Regions from separate parts of the Homo sapiens genome. Here region 1 is linked to region 2. The links are chromatin loops, found by intact Hi-C in ENCODE. Cell type or tissue: heart right ventricle. All regions are shown on one strand.

Region 1 (8,000 bases), 180 kb after region 2:
TACTCTAGTAGTTCTAAAACTTTACTATAAGCATCATCTGGAGGGCTCATGAATATATAGAATGCTGTGCTTACCCAGGAGTTTCTGATCAATAGCTCTGGGGTGGGGCCTGAAAATTTGCATTGCTAATAGTTTTCTAGATGCCGCTGATGTGTTTGAGATTCTTAATGTCCAGTGTGCCAATAGCATATTGGTTCACCCAGTCTGACCCCATGATTTTAGGGGAAATGTAAAGCTTGATTATGGGAGAAACCTAGTTTTCTGGATAGGGGGCTTTTTTTTTTTCATCCTGGGTGTCACCTTCTGGGACACTCACCACTCTTGCCTAGGGACAAATATCTCTGTTGCTCCTTGCCTAATTATTTTAGAGGAACCTATCCCTTTTGCAGTTTTTAAAGTCACCTGGTTAGTGGCCACTCTGCTCAGACCATCCATCAGTTTTGGGCTTAGAGCAGTCCTAGAGCCCCTTGTTTTTTCTGACTTGCTTCTCCAGTGCATGATTAGGTTACAGACTCTTTCTTCAATTAATTCTACTGGCCTCTTTTGTTGAAGGGATTCTTCAAAGTTTCTATTCTTTTGGGGGACCCCTTCAGTTTGATCTAGTATCTTTGTCGATATCTGCTTTACATAGTTTTTCTACAATTATTAGGCATTAGGATGAGAGTAAGGGATGCATCAGCATAAGCTCTATCATCAGTCTTGATCCGGCCTCTTCACATTTTATTTTTATTTATGAGTTTAATAAATAAAATTATAAACTCTCAGAAAAAAATGATAAACTCTCTCAGCTATATCATAAACTTTTTGAGGGTTTAGTACTATGGTGTACTTTCAAACATATTCATGTTTCATACAAGTTAATAAATATTTGTTTGCTTCAGTCTCCATTTTATCTAACCTGCCTTTGGTGGTTTCCACACATACCTACCTGATGTGTATTTAGGAAAACACAGTTTTGTTATAAACATGAGCCTAAGCTAGTGGCATTTAAGATAAGATGGAGATAATTAATATGTATGACAATAATAGTATTTATTGAGGACTCATGATGTACCAGGCTTGGGTTAAGCACTTTATATGTATACTCTTATTATCACTGTTTTACACATGAGGGTACTAAAGCATAGAGATGGCAAGTAACTTATCCAATCAAACAACTAGTGAGTAGCAGAAGGAAGATTCAAACTAAGTTTTACTCCAGAGTCTATTCTGTTAAGGATCGTACAAACATCCTTCTGGGAAGGTATATTTGCGAGATGTCAAAGTCAAATAGCAGTCACATGCATTATACATGTTTTTTATGTTAGTGTTTGTGAAAATATGTATTTGGAGCTAAAACTAGACTCAGTTATTTTGTTGTGGAATTGGAATTGAAATAATCATCATTGCCTTTATTGTCTGATCAAAAAGTTGATGATAGGCACTTTCTATTTCCTTTTAATTTAACTATAGGTGATAGTGATACAGACTTACTACAGGCAATGGCATGCTAAAATCTTCGTAGAGAATTTAAGAAGACAGAAAAGCTTAAGACTGGAATGGGAAACACAGCAAGAACTAAGGAAGATAAGAGAAAAAGAAGAATGGATAAAATTGGACTATCACCGGAGGCATAATCCTAAAACAAATGAAGATTTTGAATTTCTTTATAATGCATTAGAATGTAAGTTGGACACAGGCTTTGCAAAAAATATTTTTAAATTCTTCATTAATAGGAAAAACAGATTTACTGCAGACAAAAGGAAGGTGTTATTATTTTAGGGAGATGTCTTGGAAATTTGCAGTAGAGAATTTTGAAAGATGAATACCACTTTATATTTGGAATAAGAATTAAGGCTGAAATGAAATTAGAAATGCTTTTATATTAACAATTAAAATGTACATACTGCTTTGTGAATTATGCAGTTTTAGTATATTATTTCATTTGATCCTCATTCATGTGAGATAAAGAGAGAAAGTACTGTGTAATCTAGTTTTCTTGTGGTTTGGGAATTTTGAACTCAGAGTTGAGCTGTTCTTTAATCCCTCAATCCAGCATCCTGTCTGATTTTGCTCTTTAGAGAAGGGGCTTGGCAATATTTTTAAAATTCCCCCTTATTAATAATACTATATAAATGTATATTCTCTACACCTTGACTTTTATACCTTATTTCTTCTACAGTGTGTGTGCTAGTCATGGATAAATTAAAAGTTTCAGTTATTTGAACAAGCCAGGCACTCTTTACCCAGGCAGTAGATACACGATTCCCCTTCTTGGAGGTGTTTCTCCATTGCCCACCTTTGGATCTCAGGTTAAATGTCACCTGCTTAAAGGTTTTTGTGAATGACAACATAAGTTGGATATTCTTTTGTCATCTTATGGTCCTCATTGCACCTGAAACTTTTCATTTTTATCACCACAGTTGGTAATACTACATCTTTTTTTCAGTCTCAGTTATTTCTTTAGTAATAATACATCTTTTGTTTAACATTTATTTCTGCCATGAGGGAATAATTCATTTATTTTTTGATGAGCTGCCTTTTACTGTGCTTAGCTCATATGCCCAACAAATGTTCATAAAATGAATGAATGAATGAATGAAAGGAAGAAATCCAGGGTTATACTAATGCAACTGTCTCTAGCTTCTGCTTTGCCAGCAGTACCTGGTAAGGTGGAAATAACTGGAGCAGAAGAGTTACTTAATACACCAGATATCTGAGAGTGGAGAAATTAGACCCTTATGAAGACACAGAAAAATTTAAAACCTAGAAATAGCCTCAATTGGCTTTTGTAGTTGAATGGGATATTTTAGTCCAAGGAAATAAATTTTTGACCTCTCTCTGATTATTTATAACACTAAGCAAATTTTCTTCCATTTGTTTGTTTCATTACATACTATTTTTTTTGTGGATGTTATATGTTCTGTTCCTCAAGTTGCAGTTTCCTTTCTAATTGGCTACATTTTTAAGCATCAGATATTGAGTCTTTTTATAGCTATAAGATAATATGCTATTTACCAAAAATAATATAATTAAACATTAGGGCTAATAAACAATATTAATAAATTCATTTTCCTGGTAACGTAAAAATTGAGTGGCTTTAGGAATATTTATAGCTTATGGTAAATATTTACAACTACTATGGTAGTATTTGAGGTAACTGTTAAGCCTGCTCCCTAGAATTGTGTGTCTGTTTTCCATTTTATCCTAATCATTGTCCTCTGGAAATACTGCTTATTTTACTTTAAACTTCACTTCTACTTCCATTTTTTCTGTCAGATGATAACAAAGATTATTAAGTGTCAGTACTTCAATAGAGAACATCGTTAGCCAGGTATCTATGAAAGGTCTTATTGACAAGTTTAAAACTAACATTCTGTTAGAGCAGAGCTCTGTTAAAATAATATTCTAAATTCTTATGTGACTAAAGGATACCATTGTTATCTTTGTGTGGTTAACAGACAACTGTGCAAAATAATAGAAAATATGTTGAATGAGCTTCTGCCTGTTCTACTTATTAGTGGTGTTAATTAGGACAAGTTTCTCACTTATCCTAAACCTCGATTTCTTCATCTATCAAAAGGAATTAATAATTTTTGGCCTGTCTACTTCAGAGGGCTTAATAGAGTAAAAAGTATAAAATATTACATTTATGAAAGTATTTCAAAAAGTACAAGGACCTATACATATGCGAGCTATTGTTCTATGGCAAATGATTTTATACAGAATTTTCATACTAAAGTAGAACAGATATATTTTATATAAGTCCACATATGATTTATATATGGAGGAAAATGAAATCCATGAAGTTTCTTATATAAAAGAGACATCTTTCGGGTTTTTCTAGTTCTAAAATTCCAAATTAAAAGCCTTGGAATAATAATTTTTAAGTTCTGTTAAAAAATCTGTGGTTTACAAGCTCAATAATTTATATTGCTCTTCTGTAATTTTCTTCATTTCATATTCATAACTCCATTCCTTGGAGCTGCTGCCCTCTTGTGGCTCATAATGATAATTGTATACTTTGAGCTATAATTCATAATATGAAACTTAACTTTTCCTCGAGGTAGTCTGTTCTTCAGTAATAAAAGCAAAATGATATTAATTTAAGAAAATAAACTTAGCTGTATAAGGTAATATGTCAAAGAGGAGGCTATCTCCAGGCAATAATATTTGATTTTCATGTCTTTTTATAGCAGTATGTTGAGGGTGATCTCTTTTATCGTTCTGAATTGTCACTAGGGCCATTACTTGGAAAAAAAGGTGCTAAGTATCCCATATTCTAAATAGAATAATTGGGGTTGTTTTGTCTATTTAAAAATTTTATATAGGCAGAATTATGCAGAATATAATTTTTTGTTTGTTTTTCAAAATTCAATATTATGTCATGAGACCGATCCTTGCTGTTGTGAGTAGTTGCCCTTTGTATGCCATTGCATGGATGTGCCATAACTTATGTATCCATTTTACTGTGGATTTGGTCCTTCCCACCCCTCCTCCCTGCCCCCCCAACTAGTTTTTGGCAAATATGTGTATATGTATATATATTCACCAAAAGATGTTTGTAGTAGTACTACTTGTGTATATGTATATATACACACATGCACACACACACACACACACACACACACACACACACACACACACATACACACACATTTCTCTCAGGGTGTAAACCTAGCAGTGGAATTGCTGGTTCATAGGATATACGTAATTCAGCTTTAGCAAATCCTGCCAGATGGTTTTTTAGAGGTTGTACCATTTTAAACTCCTATGAAAGAGTATCAGAGTTTTAATTGCTGTCATCCACTCCAACATTGGACGCTTCTGTCTTTTTCATTTTAGCCCTTCTGGAGGGTGCTATCACCCTGCCTTATTTTTGACTGAGGCTCCAATAGGTGAGATATCAGGATACCAGAGTCAATGAGAGTCAATCTCTCTCTCCCTCATAAAGAATTTACAAACCAAGTAAAATAGGACCTATTTCTTGGCTCATGGGTCACTTAGCAAGATAAAACATATAAGAAGGGCTAGGAGAGATTTGAAGAGGTTAGTAAGGTAGGTTTTTTTTGGAGAGAGCCATTGCTATGCTTTGGGGTTGGGGTGGGTAGGTTGTGTTATTTTCTGACCAAATGCCTAGTGAAAGGAGCTTCAAGGGAGTATTCCTGGTGAGCTTGGAAATGTTCCCTGTGTTTGGGGGACAACGAGGATTGTTGCCTGAACCTTGACCAGGATGGTAGACTGGGGTCTGAGTCCAAACAAAGAAACCTAGAGAACTAGAGGAGGGCTTTCAGACTTCTTTGATATTGGAGAGTGCTGCCGCATTATTTATAGCACTCCCAGGATTTTTAAAACAGAGATGTATCTTTGTTTTCTATCAAAAGGGGACTATACAGTAGAGAATACAAGAGAGATTGAGCCTGCAACAGGGCAATTTGAGGTGCTCTTGGTCCTGTTTAATAGGACCAGCTATAGAAGTGAAGGGATCTTGTCAGAAAGAAGCTTGAAGTGAACAGCTAGATTATCCCTAAGTGGCTACCTAGAGTGCAGATACATCTGTCTTGGGCCAGGGGAGTTGCGGTTCAGCTCAAGATCCTCAGGATGGTGAGTTTGAATCATCTGAGAGGCCTGGAGAGTGGGGTGAGTAAGAACTACCCCTTCTCATTCACTCATCTCCCAAAGGAGTACAGAAGAGAAACAGCAGCTAGTGGTGAGGAAAGGAACTGAGAGGTGAGGGTGTGTTCAGAGGATCTACCCTTTCCCCGCTCAGGCAGGTTTCCATTCTTTCAGTCTTTGGCATGTCTTTTCATTCTCTTAACAGTGTCTTTCTTAGAGCAAAAGTTTTTAATTTCAATAAGTCCTATTAGTTTCTTCTCGTGTGAATCATGCTTTTGGTGTTATACCTAAAAACTCATCACCAAACTTAAGGTCACACAGCTTTTCTCCTATGTGCTCTGGAAGTTTTATAGTGTTATATTTTGAATTTAGGTATAACATCCAGTTTGAAATAAATTTTGTATGAGATGTGAGATATGTGTTGAGATGAATGTTTAAACTTTTTGCTTTTGAACATCCAGTCGTTCCTTTAGCATTTGTTGAAAACACTGTCATTTCTCCATTGCATTGCCTTTGTATCTTTGTTAAGTTCGTAGTCCATTCAGGCTACTATAACAAAATGCCATATATATAAATAACAGAAATTTATTTTTTAGAGTTCTCAAGTCTGGGAACTCCAAGGGCACCAGCAGACTCAGTGTCTGGGGATGGTTTGTTTCCTGGTTCATAGATGGTGCCTTCTCACTGTGATCTCACATAGCAGAAAGGATGAAGAGCTTTCTTGGGTCTATTTAATAAGGGCAATAATCCCATTCATGAGGGTTCCACCCTCATTACCTAATCACATCCCCAAAGGCCCTGTTAATGCCTTGTCTTTATGTATTGTCAGACTTGATTTGCCAAAATTTTGTTTTGGAATTTTTGCATCTACATTCCTAAGGGATATTGATCTGTGACTTTTTTTTCCTTGTTATGTTACTGTCTGGTTTTAGTATTTGGATAATGCTAATCTCCTCTGTGCTCTTCAATTTTCTAAAACAGTTCGTGTAGAATTAGTAGGATCTCTTCATAAAATGTTAGGAATTCAACAGTGACACCAACTAGGTCTGGAATTTTCTTTGTGGGAAGGTTTAAACTATAAATTCAATTCTTTAATAAATATAGGGGTATTCATGTGACTTATTTATCATTGAGTAAGCTTTGATAGTTATTGTCTTTAAAGGAATTGGTAATTTTTTTCTGAGTTGTTGGATTTATTGGCATAAAGATGTTAATAATGTTCCATGTTATCCTTTTAATACCTATAGGATCTATAGTGATGTTACCTCAATTACTGATACTGGTAATTTTGTGTTTCCTTCTTTTTTTCCTGATCAGTCTGCCTAGGGATTTATCAGTTTTATTACTCTTCCCCTGATTTTTCCCAGTTCTTTTTCTCTGTTCCATTTTGTTAATTTCTATTGTTATTTATTTCCTTCATTATGCTTACCTTTGGTTCAGTTTACTCCTCTTCTAGTCCTGTGGTGGAAGCTGAGGTCATTTGATTTGAGACCTTTCTTCTTTCCTAATTATAGGTGTTTGGTGCTGTAAATTTTCCCTTAAGTACTGCTTCAGCTGCATCCTCACATTTTGATATGTTGAGTTGAAATTTTCTTTCAGTTCAAAATACTTTCTAATTATCCTTTTGATTATTTCTTGACCCATGGGATACTTAGAAGTAGGTTATTTAATTGCTAAATAGTTGGGGATTTTTCAGATATCTTTCTGTTATTGATTTCTAATTTTATTGTAATGAGAGAATGTAATTTTGTATAATTTGAGGTTTGAGGTTTGAGGTTTGTTTGTTTTTTTTTTTTTCCAAGATGGTGTTTTGCTCTTGTTGCCCAGGCTGGAGTGCAATGGCATGATCTTGGCTCACCACAACCTCTGACTCCCGGGTTCAAGCGATTCTCCTGCCTCAGCCTCCTGAGTAGCTGGGATTACAGGCACTTGCCACCACACCCGGCTAATTTTGTATTTTTAGTAGAGATGGGGTTTCTCCATGTTGGTCAGGCTGCTCATGAACTCCTGACCTCAGGTGATCTGCCCACCTCTGCCTTCCAAAGTGCTGAGATTACAGGCGTGAGCCAATGCACCCGGCCAATTTGAGTTCTTTTAAATTTATTGATACTTATTTTAACAACTAGAATACAAATTACATTGGAGAATATTCTGTGTGCATGTAGGAAGAATTTGCATTCTATTATGGTTGGGTGTAGTGATCAATAAATGGCCATTAGATCAAGTTAATTGATAATGTTGTTTAAATTTTCTTTATTTTTACAAATTTCCCATTTATTTGTATATCAGTTATTGTGAGGGGGTATTGAAATCTCAGACTGTAATTGTGAATTTTCCTATTTGTCTTTTCAATTTTATCAGATTTTGCTTCATGTATTGTGAAACTTTCTTATTAGATGTAAAAA
Region 2 (8,000 bases):
TTTTTAGGGACAAAAACTAGTTCTGGAGGAGGAGACTCATTTGTGTTTTGTTTGTTTATTGAGCAAGGATGTGAATGCATAAGGGCCAAACTTTCTCTTAATTCTGTCAGCTAAAGCTCAAAACTACACCTGACCATTCAAGTGTAAGGGTTTTTTTCTTTTCTTTTTCTTTTTTTTTTTTTTTAAGTTTTCTGAACTTTGCTGTAGATACAAGCATAGCCCTAGTATTTCAACCACATTCTTACCAAACCACCAGTAAATGGGCCTTATGATTCCATTTAAGAGGCCTTTCTTTGGCCATGGTTGAATATCTGGATGCTATAGAACATGCTTATAATGGACTTGCTGCCCAGAGATGTTTAGGAAGTTCAAGTGGATTCTGAGCCAGATGGTTGCTTTAGATCCGCACCAGTACGCAAAAGTTCTATAGCCAACATACTGCGTTAACTTGACACGGTTTAGACCAGTTAGACTGTGCAAAAAGAGGTAGTCTGCGCACACTACATGAGCCCTTTAGCACCCTGTTTGCTTTAGCACTTTCATCACTTTGTTTTCCAAAAACTCAAAACAGCCAAAAAACTGATTTGATATGGGAATCACGGTATTTTTCTTGTGTTTTTTGTTTGTTTGTTTGTTTCCAAATTGTCTAAATCACTAACCAAGATCATTCGACCAGCTTAGGAAAAACAAATAGATTGTGCCTTTGAGTTCAGTTTTGATTCTGTAAAGACTTTGCAAAGCCTACTTCACTAATTATGTGCTACTGTTAAATGGTATTTGATAGGTTGTTGGAAAAGATAGGGTAACTTATATGCACAGAAAAAAGAAATGTAGTTGCCCTTTCCAATGCATGGCAGCTTAACACTTCAATGTAGCCTTATCTTTGTATCTTGGTCTTGCCTTGTGATATTAGGATTGTGGTAATGATCCTACATATGAACTGCTTGACATAATAAACTTTGGGGTATCTTTCAACTTGTGAAAAACTATCGCTCTACACATTGGTAAGATTTTCCACAAAATTGAGGGTAGAGATAGGCATTGTAAAACTGTAAAGGAATTTTTTTTGAAGGTTTTCCCCAGAAAGCTTTTAAATATACAAGTTTCTTAAATATTAATAGGAAATGGTGACTAAAGCAAGAAAGAACAGAAATGTAAGGAAATGTTTTCCTAATTAATATTCCTGAGTCTTCAGAAATTTCCAGAAGTATGATTTATTTTCAGAGTCAATGGATAAATGCACTTGAATGCAAGTATTACTCTAATGTCCTATACTGAAACAAACTATTTTAAATGATTATCATTACTGTAAGTTGGAAATAGACCCCAGAATAAAACAAATCTATGTACTAATACATCTCTAAGATCAGGGTAATACAGGAAATTCATGTGACCATATAATGCTAAGTCCCATTGAGAAGTCAGGCTTATTTTTTTTTTCTGTCACTTCCTTAGCAAGTTTTTATAGTATATTAAGTAGGATTTAGGATACAAATAGTGCACATGACACAGTAGGATTTGGGATAGAAATTGTGCACATGACCAATTGTGAAAGAATGGCAAAAGGCATGCATTGGTGGACAAGTAAAGGACAGCTGGAAAAGTTTGACACACTATTGGAGATACACTGGTTGTGTGTGTGTGTGGGTGTACCAACAGCTGAGGCCACTTCCAAATGTGCAAAAACACAAAGCCTGCTTTAGCAGGTCACTGGAGAGGCCAGTCTTGGAGCTACTTGATGTTATTTAGAGATTGCCTTAGTATGCATGGGCAAGAACATTTATGTATATTGATGTATATAAAATATTTATAGAACCACCATGACCTGTGGAAATTTAAAACAACTTGCTAAGTACAAGGAGAAGGAACTAGTGCATAAATTATTCTGTGGCTGACTCCACTTAGGTCGAGAAGTAGCTTTTTATCCGTAGGTCATGATTCTTGGGAGGTTTACATGACTGCACTCAGCATCTAATCTAATGGGAAAATGTTGGTGAAACAAAAGGGTAAGGAGGAGATTCATATTTGTAATTCTTACCTACAAGACTGATAATGGTTCAGTGGTGAAAACAGGCTAGTTGAAAGATTTGGTGACTACAGGCTGTTTTATGCAGGATGGTTCATATCAAATTGCTGCATAATTTATTTCTAAATATGAGAGTTTAAGTCACTGATGTAGGAAATACATATCCTTTAATCATTTTGTCAAAGCTAAATCATCTGTTCTCTTATAATTGGAAAAAGGGACCATTAACCATGAAATTTTGGACATGCAGAAGTGTGTGTCCAACATGCTATTGAGAGAAATGTAGGTGGAGGTGGCATTTTAGACGAATATCTATTTCTTGTGGAAGAACTGGCCTGACTAAATATGCACCTTGGCAGTGGGATTAGGCAACTTGCTAGAGCTGTTCCAGCTCTCTTATGGAGGAACATAAATCATGCTATATAAAATTCAAAATGCAGAAAACTCTTTTTCTCAACTGGTTTCAAAACCTAAATTTCCAATGGCATTTTTTTTCCCTGCAGGATCTCAAAAGATAGAAACTGCATGATGTTGAACAGACAACTAGAAGAAACAACAGGTTTCAGAGAATTATGGCATTGCTTCTCAGTCTTCAGTTACTACTTCAAAGCATTGCTTTACTTTTTCTCTGAATATTATGGTAATAACCTTCATTCTTCTTACAACTCGGAGAAATTATCCAATGCAATTTTGTTTTATAGTTTCTGCCATTCCCTCCTTCTGTCTCCCGTTACAGCAATGAATACTAGTTTTCAGGTGCAGGTATTAAGAGGGCAATGGGGGGGATATAAAATGCACAGAGGAGGATTTGCTTTCTCATATATGGGTTCTGTAACTTGTAAGTGAGTAGATATTGGAGGATGGGTGCACAGTGAAACTTTCATGGACTTCTTGTTAGTAGTAACAAGAACACCTTCAAATATTCATCCTACTTTGCAGTGGCAATATGTGTATCAGTCCATAGTGATATTTTTCTAAAATACAGTTTCCAGAGGGCACAGTTGAGCCACTTAGTTTGCATTTCCCAGTGTAGACTGCTCTCTGACTTCCTGAGGGTGGCATCTTCTGGCCCTGTCTCCTTTCTACAGAAGTGATGGTATGTGGGCTCTCACCTAGTTTCAAACTGGACTACTTTTTCATGACGGTGATGAAGCCATTTAGAGGGACTTCCAAAAGTCCCATGGCTGTACTCACCCCATTCCCAGACCTTCATCACCAAAATGTTTTTCCTTTGAGGAAAATCATGTTGAAAAGAATTCTCATAATACTAACTAGTATTTATTGAACACTTATTAAGTGTTGCACGCTATGTGAAATGGTTTATATGAGCAAGATATCACAATATTTCAGCCAAAGCAAATGAAACTTAGATTAAATAATTTGCACAAATTTAAGTAGCTAGTAAATGTCAGAGCTGGGCTTCAAAATAAAGTCTGTCTTAATACAAACCCTTCACCACTATAGTACCCTGCCTACCAGGTAGCATTAAGACACCAGAGATGGTTTGGATGCAGAAATAAAATGGTTATTCCAATATCTACTTCAAATGTGGAGGGCTTGGGATTTTTCTGCTTATGCACATGCAAAGACCCAAAGAAAAATGCTGTCACACTCTGATTTAAAAAAAAATATGCAACAGAAAGGAAAATACATTATAATCATGCAACTAAACCAGCAGCCACTGAGGCAAGTTTTAAGATTAGAACAGCCCCAGATTTTTGGAGTACATGAATAGAATTTTTAAAATATTTTATCTGGTTTGCTCATCCCTGATCCCCATTCCCTACTTCACCACCAATGAAATATTTTTTCCACTTGAAAGATTAGGTAACTGGTATGTTTGAGTAATCCCACATGCTTAATAAATGATTACATAACAGTTTATTTGGCATTACCTCAGAGTTTTCTTTGTGAATTTAGAGTAATCTCTGCCAATGTGTCTTCTTAAGTATTTCATATTTATTTTATACTTTTGAATGAACCCAATGGTGATTTTTAATTTAAGGAGGTCAGGAACAACTTGGATTTGTTGCTTAAAAGAAAAAAAAAAGTTTGTATTTCTTTAAAAACAGCTTTTATTAGTGACAGCTTCTGAGGCAAAAGGATTGTAATCCATCCGAGCAAGTTCTAACAGGTCAAGATTCCTGTTAAATTTTCTATGAGTGTCTCTGCAGAGAGTCACCAGAAATTCTTGGCAGGATTTAGAGAAGAAGTTGGTGTTACTTTGCTCCTCTTGAATGTGATATTTTCAGCTGTTGCTGGTTTCTTGCATAGTCACCACAACTCTCAATTGCTAACATGTTGAAAAAGCAAGAACTGCAGAAGATTGAAGTATAACTTCTAGAAAGACATTCACAAATAGGTATCAATATATTTTCCCTCTGACTCTTCCCCTTAAATGTAATTTAAGAAAAAAAAAAAGCTGTATTTTTCCAGTTTTGCCTCAATGTAAAGCATCCCTTTGAGCTGCTATTTGTTGGATAATTTGTTCACAGGAATGTATTGGTTTAATCTGGGTGCTGCCACCAACCCACCCCCAGCTTGACAGGGAATTATTTCACGATAAATTCAGGAAGGACAACTTGCAAACTGTAACCTGAGAGTGACTTTAGATCATTTGTTTTTGTGTTTATGTAACAGTGATTAGTGGATCTTCTGAGATTCTATTTAGGGAGAAAGAGACATTTAGCAGTTAGTGCTAGTGACTACAGTTTTTGATGTGAGAAGATTGGTATACATTTCAATAACATGCCTAATTTTTAAAACATTCTAAATATATGGCTTAAAAAAAAGTTGTGTTGCTAACAAACTGTTTAACTTGTTCTAAAGGCTATACAGCTAATCACACAGTGTTTCAATCTGGAACAAGTGATTAGTCATCTGAAAATTCATGCAGCATTGTCAGTGTACAAACAGATATATCTAAATGAAACCCTCAGCTTTAGATTGCAAATTTGTCTAATGAACTGAAAGAGTTAAGGTTTTAAAGATTATAATTTCACCTCTGAATAGTTTATTTAGAGAAACCAGACTTGCATTTTCCAGTTGTCAACCCTTAACTTTCCCAAACACCCTCCCAACTGAAGCCTGCACAGCAATTCCTGACTACACAGCCTGACCTCTGCCGCCAGATCTCACATAGAAAAGGGGTGGAGTCTTTGAGGGAGGAGGGTCAGCACAAGTGAATGTAGATATTCTTAGAACTCTGGCCCTAAAATGTGCCAGTGTTAGAGTGAGATGGTAGAGTGAAATGCCTACGTTGGCGGCTCTTTAGTGACATGCTCCTTGGAGCCCTTTAGCCTCCATGCATAGATCCTGCCCTGTCCTAGACTTTTGGGGCCAGTCTTGCCTCTAGAACCTCATTTCTCAACCACAATCCTTTTTGATCAATGTAAAAATTTTGCATTCAAAATAAGTATTTGTAAGTAAAAGCAAAATTGAAGACAAGTGATTTGTTACACACAAGACAAGACTTCGATACGTTCCTTTCCTGTTGCATCATTTTCCAATCCCTCTACCTCTACTGGGGAGAGCCTTGTTTCTATAAGGAGCTCTAGGCCATTTTCTTTTGAACTGTTCAAACAGGACCAGTGACTAGTACTCTTGTTCCTGGACTCCAACCATCCCCTCTGAGCCACTCCTTTAGCTCCCTGCCTGTACTTTAGTTCAGATCTGCAGTATAGCTTCCCTTGCCCTAGTCCTGCCCTGTCAAGGGTGGTAGTCAAGTGCCTTATGCCCCATTGCCAGAGTCTGGGTCACTTCTTGCTCTGGTTGGACCCCATGGGTACATGTCCCACACATCCACCCACCTCCATCACCACCACTACGACAAGGGCCAGGTGGTAATGACTGTCCTGCCTAACAAGAATTGCTCTTTGCTGATTGCATGTCCACCCACATCTGACCATCCACGTGGGCTGTTGGTTTTCTGACTTGGGCGTTTCTATCTGGCTTGCCCACCACTGATCCATAGATTGATCTATAGATCTCAGTATCTTTCTTCAAAAGGTAGAAGCCATGGAATACAGCAATTCTAGGAGTTCACTTTGGGCACTTACCATGTTACCGCAGAGTCCAGTAATATACTAAAAGTGTTTGAGGGTAAAATACTTAACACCTATCCTCCTTTTTTGGCTTGGAAACATTTTAGTATGTCAACATGTCATCTAATTGTGTGGTTTTCAACAGTAAAATATTTTCAATCATGAAGTTCCAAAAGGGATGACTGATTGGGATTTTCTTTATAGCTGAGCAGCACTGTTCATGTAATATCTAGTAATTGCACAATGGAAAAGCATCCCATACCACTGTTGACCACACTGGAGGAGTGGTGAGAGGGTACTGTCATGATGTCACTTCACTATTGTTGAGTAGCTAATTATCTCCATCTAATCAAATATATGTATTGAGACCTTGCTGTTTCAAGACACGAACATAAGATATAGTGCCTGATTCCCAGGATATCAATCCAGTAGGATAGTAGGAAGATAAGACATGTGGCCGGGTGCAGTGGCTCATGCCTGTAATCCCAGCACTTTGGGAGGCTGAGGCAGGTGTATCACCTGAGGTCAGGAGTTCGAGAACAGCCTGACCAACATGGAGAAACCCTGTCTCTACTTAAAAAATACAAAATTAGCTGAGTGTGGTGGCACATGCCTGTAATCCCAGCTACTCGGGAGGCTGAGGCAGGAGAATCGCTTGAACCCGGGAGGTGGAGGTTGTGGTGAGCCAAGATTGCACCATTGCACTCCAGCCTAGGCAACAAGAGCGAAACTCAGTCTTTAAAAAAAAAAAAAAGACACGTCTACAAATAGTATAATGCAATGCAAAATATAGTAGGTACCAAAAGAAAAGTTTGAGGGAAGGATAAAGAAGACTCAGAGGGAAGAATGGAACAGGTAAATTTTATAAGAGTGAATCTTGAAAGATGAGTAGCTTATTGACCCAAGGAGATGTTAAAAAGAAAATTCTGAACTGAAGAGACCCTGTGAACAAAACCAAGAAGGTGGGGAAGCTGGTATGGTGTTTGAGGAGCAAGAGCCAAGTTTCATGCTGACTAAAGGTGTTGAATGAACCAGAGGCATTTTCTATCAGGCAAATTGTAGCCATTGTACAATATCAGAAATACAAAATCCCATTATCATAAAAACCACCATGTGAGTGGTGTGCATTTTCTTGGAGTCATTCATTTATTCAACAAACATTTATTAAATGTATTTGGCCCTGGAGCACTAACGAGATCAGACATGGCTACTGTCCCTAAACAGCTCATGTGGCAAGCGCTCTGTTAAAACTCCTCATCAATGCTGAGTGTGTGGAAATCAAAGACAGGTAACTGTCCAGTGGGAAGACAGGAGGGATAGGGATAGAGAAGACTGTCCAGTGAGTGATATGCAGGACTGTGGGATATAGCAGAAGGTTTTGGAAGAAGAGGAGGAGTTCAATTTTAAATATATTGTGTCTGAGGTGCTTTTCCATTTGGGTGTGTGGGTTTAGAATTGTAGGGGTAGATTTTGTGCTGGAGTAAAGACTTGGGGGTCATGTGGTATGATGGTATTTCAAGATAGAGACCTGGATAAGGTCACCTAAGGGAGAGTGTGGAGAAGAGCAAAGGCTCTTTTGAATCGTGCCTTTTTCCCCATCTCCTTAGGTCAATAGGATACTCATCTTTCAAAGTGTTTTTTGGAAGATGAGTAGGTATTAACCAGATGTAGAGAGTGAAAAGTGAATTCCAAACAGGTAGATGATATAAGTAAAGATGTGTGTCAAGAGGGGCCATCACTCATTCAGTGAACTACAAGTCACTCAATATGGCTTAAGCACAGGGTACCTGAGGACAAGCATTGGAAGATGAGGCAGAAAAATGGTAAGAATCATATTTACCATGCTAAAGAATATGAACTTTATTCTGTAGAATATGGGTTACTATTAAAGAATTTTAAGCAGGTGACTGATGTGATCGGAGTCGAATTTT

What was found. Peaks named below come from ENCODE experiments on the same cell type or tissue, not always from the same donor. Only the 100,000 strongest peaks of a DNase experiment are listed, where the experiment ranks them.
Region 1: it touches region 2 in a loop (2.8-fold over the local background); 8 of 110 quality-filtered maps call a loop at or near these places.

The regions. Positions count from the first base shown.
Region 1 is chr7:123,490,359-123,498,358 of GRCh38, reverse strand. It overlaps IQUB (IQ motif and ubiquitin domain containing), which reads left to right. Exons shown (of 13, transcript NM_178827.5): 7 at 1,453-1,663. Among named protein-coding and RNA genes, the nearest start is that of IQUB, 40 kb to the left of the region's middle. In heart right ventricle, CTCF peaks have their summits at 3,770 and 3,970 (motif pointing left); no DNase peak of the experiment used is centred here.
Region 2 is chr7:123,671,126-123,679,125 of GRCh38, reverse strand. No RefSeq gene overlaps it. Among named protein-coding and RNA genes, the nearest start is that of LMOD2, 19 kb to the right of the region's middle. In heart right ventricle, no CTCF peak of the experiment used is centred here; no DNase peak of the experiment used is centred here; H3K27ac peaks cover 3,557 bases.